Linked DNA regions of Homo sapiens: all the other regions are linked to region 1. The links are chromatin contacts, found by Hi-C or POLR2A ChIA-PET in ENCODE. All regions are on one chromosome and are shown on one strand. The core of a region is the stretch at or near the end of the contact, and the rest is flanking DNA. Distances in the headings are between cores, read along the strand shown. Region 1 overlaps ATP10A (ATPase phospholipid transporting 10A (putative)). Region 2 overlaps ATP10A (ATPase phospholipid transporting 10A (putative)). Region 3 overlaps ATP10A (ATPase phospholipid transporting 10A (putative)).

Evidence for each region. Hi-C counts contacts between places; a loop is a spot of excess contacts on that map. ChIA-PET counts read pairs that join two places held with the same protein, here RNA polymerase II (POLR2A). Pooled maps may share reads with other maps.
Region 2: a loop to region 1 is called in a map of heart left ventricle, with 4 times the contacts of the local background. The contact joins two enhancer-like sites. A Hi-C loop is called at or near these places in 13 of 168 maps with a recorded cell type or tissue (Caco-2, PC-3, aorta and 9 more), 5 of 37 single-sample maps with no recorded cell type and 18 of 50 pooled maps. POLR2A ChIA-PET finds 5 or more read pairs at or near these places in 7 of 52 experiments (AG04449, CD4-positive, alpha-beta T cell, IMR-90 and 4 more).
Region 3: a loop to region 1 is called in a map of IMR-90, with 2.3 times the contacts of the local background. The contact joins two enhancer-like sites. A Hi-C loop is called at or near these places in 1 of 168 maps with a recorded cell type or tissue (IMR-90). POLR2A ChIA-PET finds 5 or more read pairs at or near these places in 2 of 52 experiments (OCI-LY7 and activated T-cell).

The regions. Positions count from the first base shown.
Region 1 is chr15:25,773,859-25,776,777 of GRCh38, reverse strand. The region is part of intron 2 of ATP10A (ATPase phospholipid transporting 10A (putative)); the gene reads left to right. Among named protein-coding and RNA genes, the nearest start is that of MIR4715, 74 kb to the left of the region's middle. Within about 2 kb of position 1,362, at least 8 of the 41 ENCODE cell types and tissues checked have a DNase peak (open chromatin) inside an H3K27ac peak, as active enhancers do.
Region 2 is chr15:25,843,682-25,846,622 of GRCh38, reverse strand. All of the region lies in intron 1 of ATP10A (ATPase phospholipid transporting 10A (putative)), which reads left to right. Among named protein-coding and RNA genes, the nearest start is that of MIR4715, 3.7 kb to the left of the region's middle. RefSeq lists an enhancer at 707-1,548. Within about 2 kb of position 1,419, at least 2 of the 41 ENCODE cell types and tissues checked have a DNase peak (open chromatin) inside an H3K27ac peak, as active enhancers do.
Region 3 is chr15:25,692,694-25,695,499 of GRCh38, reverse strand. ATP10A (ATPase phospholipid transporting 10A (putative)) reads left to right here. Exons shown (of 21, transcript NM_024490.4): 14 at 354-681. Among named protein-coding and RNA genes, the nearest start is that of LINC02250, 120 kb to the right of the region's middle. RefSeq lists an enhancer at 1-320. Within about 2 kb of position 1,444, at least 2 of the 41 ENCODE cell types and tissues checked have a DNase peak (open chromatin) inside an H3K27ac peak, as active enhancers do.

The DNA.
Region 1 (2,919 bases), core at 113-2,612:
CAGTGTTGAGGGGCTACAACAAAAACCGGAAGGCGGTGGGCATGGCCCACCCAGACCCCAGAATCTGAAGGCGAGGCCTAGACACCGGGCTGATGGCTCCGGGACCTTAAATCACCCAGCTATTTCACTTCTGGCAAAAGAAACAGAGATCTTGAGACGTAAAGATTTGATGTAAGAGTTGGAGTTGAATGGATGTTATCCAAGAATTGAGAGAGGCCCCCGTGTGGAGCATCACACTGTCAGGCAATGTCTCACATTTGTTCAGCCTCCTGCACGCCAGGCCTACTGTATCTCCCACAACTGTAGTAGAGCAAACATTTTTAAACACAATTTCACAGAATTTTAAGTATAAATCTTGTGAGATAATGATTATCACACCAATTTATAGATGAGAAACAGAAAAAGTGAAGTCAGGAGATTCTCCCAAGGTGCCTCCCCTCCCCCACCCCATCCGTCAGTGTGGATTCGGAGCGGGTTCCTCCACTTTGCGTGGGGTGTCTGCTGTCTCTCACCTGCACATTCGTGCAGCCCTGCCACGAAGGTGCATACGTTCAGATGTTCTGTGGGTAGCAGTTTCTAGTTCATTTGTAACATTTGTCATTTCTGCAGAACTAGGAGATCCCTAGACTGATAATTTTATATAAAACTCAGTGTTTTCAAAGACTCATTTTTGTAAGTTTTAATTCATTCAGCAGATACGTACTGAGCATTTATTATGTTTCTAACGCCATTCTAGGAGGTGCATTGATCAAAACTGGGGAACATCTTTCCTGCCATAGTGCTTACATGATCTATGTGAAAAGTTGGATAGACGGTTGAAGTCTTCGGTGCTAACTGTAGACGAGAAAGCAGAAACAGGGATATGAAATGTCAGATGAGTGTTGGAATTTCAGCCGGGGTGAGGCGGGGACAGGGCTGTCCTGCTTGAGAACAGCTGGAGAGTCCAGACCCAGAGGACACGTCAGTGTCGGGAAGAGCCGTCCCAGAGGTGACTTCTGTGTGGGTTAATTTACTGAGAAAATAGTTTCCAACAGTTTGTCTCTTGGGTGGACCTGTTTGGATGAGTGCCCACAATCCCAGCCACACCCACGTCCTCTGTGCAGCGCTGTGGGGAGTAGTCATTGTCAGGCTTGCAGGAAGATCTGCTGCTGACTCTTCCCAGGCGTGTGCACATGTGTGCACGTGTGTGTGTGCACAGTGGTGCGTGTTCCAAATAAGGAAGAAAGATAAAAGGAGTATGGAAACTTCCTAGGCTGGACAAACACTGCTCTTAAACACGTACCTTCACAGTCAGGTCAGCAGTGATGCCAAGGCGGAGACAGGGTTTCCCCTCTGTTTTGTGAATACACTGTGACCAGTCCCTGGGGGGCCTGGTGTATTCAGGCTCTGACTCAGCACGGTTTTCTTTACAAAGGAGAGTCAGTCCCACCCCAAGTTACTTGACAGAATTCAGAAGCTTAGAAAGTGACTTCAAAAGTCCAAATATGTAGAAGACAAAATATTTTTTTTAAAAAACTGCTACCTACACATGCTTCCAAAATTGTCTCTATCACAGGAAAACTAGAAGTGAAAAAGTATAATTTGCAAGGTAGTTTTTGTACCCAAGTCTCTTTTTCCCTAAGCTTTTCAAGTTGTTAGTCTTTAATGAAATTTAGCTACATTGGCCGTGGAATTGAAGGAGGCAGCATAATCTATCATCTAAGTGGAAAATAAAGACAGCTGCCTGGGTATGGTAATTAGATCGGTCAGTTTTAAGCCTTTACAAAGAGGCTTCCATGTTTTTCTCTTATACATTCAAGGATAGTCAACAAGCTCATAATTTATACTGAGACATTTTTGTTTTTAAATTTAACAATCTCATAATTTTCTTGAAGGACATTAAATCTGTAACAGGAAAGACAGAAATAAATGACTTTGACAATACAATAACTTTATTTAGATTAAATTTTTAATTCTAACAAGTGTGGATATTCATAGAAATTCAGTTCTGTAGGTAATATGATTATTTGAGACATACCATGTTTTTTCATATTAACTGTGTTTATTTCATGGCAATATAAGTTTGGCCCGAAGAAGATTTTTTTTTTAAATTCTGGTGACTTCATAATGGATTCTTTGCCTTTAATTTATAGTCTATTAAATCACCATGTACAGAGAGTGCAGCACCAGCACTCTGATCTTTTTTTTTTTTTTTTCTTTTTGAGACGGAGTTTTGCTCTTGTTGCCCAGGCTGGAGTGCAATGGCACTATCTCGGCTCACTGCAACCTCTCTGCCTCCCGGGTTCAAGTGATTCTCCTGCCTCAGCCTCCCAAGTAGCTGGGATTACAGGCATGTGCCACCACTCCCGGCTAATTTTGTATTTTTAGTAGAGACGGGGTTTCTCCGTCTTGGTCAGGCTGGTCTTGAACTCTGGACCTCAGGTGATCCACTCATCTTGGCCTCCCAAAGTGCTGGCATTACCAGTGTGAGCTACCGCACCCGAACCTCTGATCTAAATGAATAAATTAATGCCATGAAGTTGATAATAATTTGGCTAGTCTGAAATATTTATCCAAAAAGATCTTCTTATATTGTGTGGAAACTTAAAATTTTTTGTGTGGTTGGAAATGATCATTTCTTATTCCAGAAGTAAAAAGACAGCCAAAGCAGTAAGATGTTTTAATTCTGTTCAAGGTAGCGTACAATGTGAAATGCTTTTTTTCTCTTTAACTATATTTTCACTGTTTAAAAAAAAAAACGGGAATTTAATAAAATTTCCAATTTTCCTAAATGTAGTTTAATTGCATCAGCAGTTGCAAAGGGTTTGAAACTTCCTCTGTGTGTATGTGTGTTTCTGGAGCAGGGATTTCCTTACCAGTAGGAAGAGGTGACAATGTGAGATCGACGCAGTTAACACTAGGCATCTCCTCATGAGTGAG
Region 2 (2,941 bases), core at 170-2,669, 70 kb before region 1:
TTTATCCAGGGATGTTTAGGAAGGCTTGAAGAACGCTCAGCAGTGTGGGACCACCACCATGGTCTACCCTCATGCCCAGGGGTGGCCCTTCTGCGCTGAGCATGTCAGTTCTGAAGGTTGAGGCATGAGGGGTGGGGCGCTCTGACTCCTCCACTTCCTGGAAGTGGACCACGTGCTAACTTGGGGCTTGTCACTGTCACACTGAGCAGCTGAGCTGTGCTCCACTGGCACACACAGCCTTATAACCTTAAGCGTGTTCTATCTTGTGCTTTACTTTTAAAAAATTGTTTTATTATGGTGAAATATACATAACATAAAATTAGCCATTTAACCCTTTTAAGTGTGCAGTTCCGTGGAATTCAATACCTTCACATTGTTGTGAGCATCACCGCCGCCCTCCTCTCCAACACTTTTTATCCTCCCAAACGGAAACTTTGTGCCCGTGAAACACTAACTCCCCCTTCCCCCATGCCCAGCCCCTGGCAACAACCGTTCTGCATTCAGCCTCTACGAAGTGGACTGCCCTGGGTGTCTCACGTGAGCGGAATCACACAGTACTTGTCCTTTAGTGACCGGCTTATTTCACTCAGCATCGTGTCCTCAAGGCTCATCTGTGTTGGAGCATGTGCCAGAGCCTCCTTTCTGAGGCGGACACCATTCCATTGCATGAACCCACCACCACATCTTGTTTATCCATTCATCTGTTAAGGGACCCTTGGGCGCTTCCACCTTTTGGCTGTTGTAAACAGTGCTGCTGTGAACATGGGGGTACCAGTGTCTGTTTGAGTGTCTTGCCTTTTTCGTCCGTGGAGACATTCTGCATGGATTCCGGGACGGCTTTGTTGGGGTGGTGCCTAGGGCAGCATGCACCCTGGGGACCCTCCCACGGTAGCATTTGTGCTGCTCTCAGGACCTCTAGGGAGGTGGCCCCTTAACTCACTATGCTGCTGCTGCCAGTGGAGAGGTGTCGGGCCCTGGCTGGGTGTTTACTCCCCTCCCTGTAGTCCTTTGGCCAGGGAGCCCAGGAGAGTTGCTGTCAGCATGGGTGGGGTCGGGTGCCCTGTCTGTGGTCTTGTTGCCTAGATGTCATCCCACACTTTCTCTCAACCTTGACACTTCTTGTAAGGCCCTGCTCTCTGGTAACAGGGACATGACTGTGAGCTCGAGGCAGAGTATGCAAAACAGTTCCGGGGAGGCTCAGTGTGTATGTTGGTGGAGGTGGCCGGGCCTTATCACAGTTAACTTCGGCCATCACCCAGGTGGCCTGACACACACACACACACACACACACACACACACAAACACACAAACGGTCCGTGCTGATTTCCTGATTTTGAAGGCTTCACTTGGTCTTCTTGGCCTTTTGTTGAATATGTCACTGCCACCTTCGTTAATACATTCAGTCTGTGTCCCTTGTGCGTGCCCAGATTCCTGGCAGTCAGCAGTGAGAAGCTGCCTGCCAGCGCTCCCCGCAGTTCCCAAGAGGCACCAGCCAGAGGGGCTCTGTGAGAGGCGAGGTCTTGCTTGGTGAGTGTCCACCTCATCACACACTTTCTCCTGGTGTTTGGGGGGGATTTGTGGAGAACCACTTTCTCCGGGTATTTGGTAGGAGTTTATGGAAAACCTTTTCATTCATCCCTTTGCTATGGCCCTTGTTCAGGCCTGTGCCCCTTGGATAAAATCAGAAGCACACAGTGACTGGGGATGGGAGGGACAGGGAGAACAGCCATGCCTGAAACCTGTCATTTAAGACAAGCTGAAGCCACCTCATGTGCCGGTGCAGGCTGCCAGCCCCTCCTTGTCTCATTTTGCAGACAGGGGCTAAGCATGTCCCCAGACGGCAAGCCACAGGGTCCACAAGTGCTGGCTGTTTGGCAGCTCGTGCACAGCCAGGTCTGCCCTCCTCACTGCTCGCCCACCGCAGCCTCTCAGGGTGGTCCAGCCAGGAGGGGCAGGAGCCCTCTTCTTCCTTTGCCACTCAGGGTGCATGGGGCGGGCAGGAGGATCAGGTTGGGGGGCTGCACCCTGAGTAAGTGCTTGTTCTCCCTACATTTTAAAAGCTCACAGGAAAATGGAGAGTTTTTCCTGAAAGAAAACAATTTCAATTATTTGGTTTACTTTTGATTACCTGGACAATTAATATCCCTTTATTTTAAAATATGACATCATAAAATCAAATGGACTAGGAACATGGTGATAAAATAGAAAAATATCTCTTAAACTTCCTCAGTTTAGGAAGACCCATAAAATTCCCTTTTACTTGCCTCATAATTTAACTTGAGGTTGCAGTTTATGAGTCCTCCCTTTCGTAGAGGCTCCAGCTGGCAAAGACGTGCCGTGGAGAGAAACGCACCACCTGTTCCCTCAGGGTCCCTTCTACTGAATGGCAGATTCTCCCCTCGTCTTTATGAAAATGTTCAAATTGCAGTGTTGTGACACATACCCCTTGTAAATAACAAATATGCGAGCAAAGTGTATGACAGAGGTATGTTTTAATACCGTGTGCTTTGTGGCCTTGTATCATTAGTTTCTGAAATTTTGACTCCTTCATGTTCTTGGGGTGACAGTAAAATCAGGTGATCTCTCTATTCGATTTGTCTTGAACACAGGTATCCACTGTGGTGGGCGCTGTCTCAGTTTTGGCGGTGGGTGATAGTGTCATTTCAGACAAGCACTCTAAAACAGCTCCGCGAGACCATGGGAAGCAGGAAATCGGCTAAAAGGGAGACTCCAGCCCTTCCAGTGCCTGGTCCGTGTTCTTGAACTTAGTTTCTTGTGTTAACCGGAAAGTGCATCCAAAAATAGCTTCTAGAGTTAGTGGGGTCTGCGACGGGAGCTGTGGGCATGGCATGATTTTCCCAGATAGCTCAGATGGGAGTTTCCCTGTGGCAGCCGTGCGTCTGTCTTTCTACAGGGGACCAGTTTTCCTTGAATATCCCCA
Region 3 (2,806 bases), core at 195-2,694, 81 kb after region 1:
CCACCACCACGCCTGGCTAATTTTTTTGTATTTTTAGTAGAGACGGGGTTTCACCGTGTTAGCCAGGATGGTCTTGATCTCCTGACCTCGTGATCCACCCGCCTCGGCCTCCCAAAGTGCTGGGATTACAGGAGTGAGCCACCCACGGTGCCTGGCCACCAATTCAGTCTCTTCTCTGGGGAAAGTCATCCTCTCCGGCTGAACTTCACAGTTTCTGGAGGGTGGCCTCTGGGCAGGCGGGTACTGCAGCCTGGAGCCCGGAAGGATGTCAGCTCCAGAGGTGTTGAGCCAGGGCGGGGATGTTTGTGGCATGACTCTGAGGGAACTGCGCTGTCCTCTCATGTCCCTTTCAGGAGGCGTGTGCAGCCCTGCTAGACCAGTGCCTATGCTACGTGCAGTCCAGAGGCCTCCAGAGAGCCCCTGAGAAGACCAAGGGCAAAGTGAGCATGAGGTTCTCCTCTCTCTGCCCACCCTCCACGTCCACTGCCTCTGGCCGCAGACCCAGCCTCGTGATCGATGGGAGAAGCCTGGCCTACGCTCTCGAGAAAAACCTGGAGGACAAATTCCTCTTCCTTGCCAAGCAGTGCCGCTCCGTCCTCTGCTGTCGGTCGACGCCTCTGCAGAAGAGCATGGTGGTGAAGCTGGTGCGGAGCAAGCTCAAGGCCATGACCCTGGCCATAGGCAAGTATCCCAGCTGGCCAGACGGCCTCCTCCCAGCTGGACCCAAACTTCCTCTACCCTTCCATGCTACACCACGAGATGGGAAAACACTTCCTCACCTTTCTTTCTGTGTGTAAAATCACACCCAGTGTGATAGAGCAGGCAACATGTTCCGAAGGTAAAGTTTACATTGGAAAGCCACAAAAGAGAGTAGCAGAGTTACAGGTTCATGCTGCAAGGTCAGTAATCCGGTGCTGCTTTACGGCAACAAGATGGAGCTTACCCTGTTTCTCAGGAGACAGCACACAAGAGACCTGCCTGTCCCAGTCTGTCCTGGCCACAGCAGAGGGCACTACACACTCAGCCTTAGCCCAGGCCAACTTAGAAGGTCCTTTGCAGCTGCTTCTGGTCACCATGAGCCTCCGGGTGTCCAAGGCTTTGTAACGCCCTAAGGGCCCAGAGGCTTGGTGACCAGAATTCCCACTGCCTCCTGTCAGCTGTGCTGATGGTTCTGGGACAGGCTTCTGAGTAAATAAGTCCATCATCAGATACGCATCACTGCTCAGTTTTACACCAGTTATTTAAGGACTGTGTTTCTCATGGTGGTTTTTCCTGGCAGACACTGTTGGCCTGGAGAGCCCTGTCTGCTCCTCTCCAGGGAGGGGATGGTGGCCACTCGCCTCCTTCCAGGACATCCTCTCTGCCCACTTCTAGTGCAGGCAGAGTCTCTAGCACAGGTTCAGGGGCTCAGCAGCACCACCTCCTGGTGAGGGCCAGGAAGGAAGCAGTGGCCGTGACCCCCACATGCCAACAATTGGGCCTCCCTGTAAATAGAATCTACTCCTAGGTGAGAACTGGATCAGAAATCAAGTACCCTCGCCAATCAATCAGCCAGTGTTGGCAGTATTTTCTGCAAAAGGTCTGTGACAGCCCCTGCTTGTTGACATGGAGATTGCTGCCTGTTCACAGTGGGCACCTCACCTGGCCAGAGGAGACCGCTGTTGAGCCTGGGTTACAGTGGCAGTGAGGAGAGCGAGCACTGGCCTGAACACGGTCGTCATGGGGACCCTGCCCTACACACCCTGAGGCCAGTAACCGCTAAGGAGAGTGGGCACAGGGCACGTGTTCAGGAGGCCCGGGGAACCTAACAGCCATGGCCTGTCCTGAGGCCATCTTTGCCTTCATGTGCCTGGGGTGGCCCTCAGGTTTCCCTGAGGAGCTGGAAACGGTCTTCAGGCTGACCTGCACCACCCCTGTCCCAGCCTCCTCCTCTGAGCGTCAGCGTCCTTCCCTGGGAGCACGAGGACAACGTCAGCCCTGAAAGGCCACAGTACACAGTAAGACGTGAATGATGTTTCCCTGGCCTGGCCAGTGCCTGCCTCAGCCGCGTAGCCACTGGTGTCTGGTATTCCTGAAGAAGTGGAAGGAAATCCTTGGCAGATTAAAAAGAAAAGGAAACACAGAATGGAATCTCAAAAGAAAACGGGAAAGTAATGACCCATAAGAACATCAGCACATGGCTGGGCACGTGGTTCACACCAGTCATCTCAACAGTTTGGGAGGCCAAGGCAGGAAGATCACTTGAGCCCGGGAGTTTGAGACCAGCCTGGGCAACATAGTGAGTCCCCATCTCTACAAAAAATAAAAAAAATTAGCTGTGTGTGGTGGCACACACCTGCAGTCTCAGCTACTTGAGAGGCTGAGGTGGGAGGCTCACCTGAGCCCAGGAGGTCAAGGCTGCAGTGAACCGTGATCACACCACTACACTCCAGCCTAGGCAATAGAGTGAGAGACCCTGTCTCAAAAAAAGAAAAAAAAAACTGCTGGGGCAACATGGTGGGCGAAACCCCATCTGTACTAAAAATGCAAAACCTGGCTGGGTGTGGTGGCATGTACCTGTAGTCCTACCTACTCAGGAGGCTGAAGTGGGAGGATCACTTGAGCCCAGGAGGTTGAGGCTGCAGTGAGCCATGATCATGCCACTGCACTCCCACCTAGCCTGGGTGACAGAGTGAGACCCTGTCTCAAAAGAAAAAGAAAGAAAGAAAGAATGCGTTAAAGCATCAATGTGACCTACTCCTAGTGCCCAGTGGTTTATAATGTAGAGAGCATCGTTGCATACCATATCTCATGTTTTACCGTATCT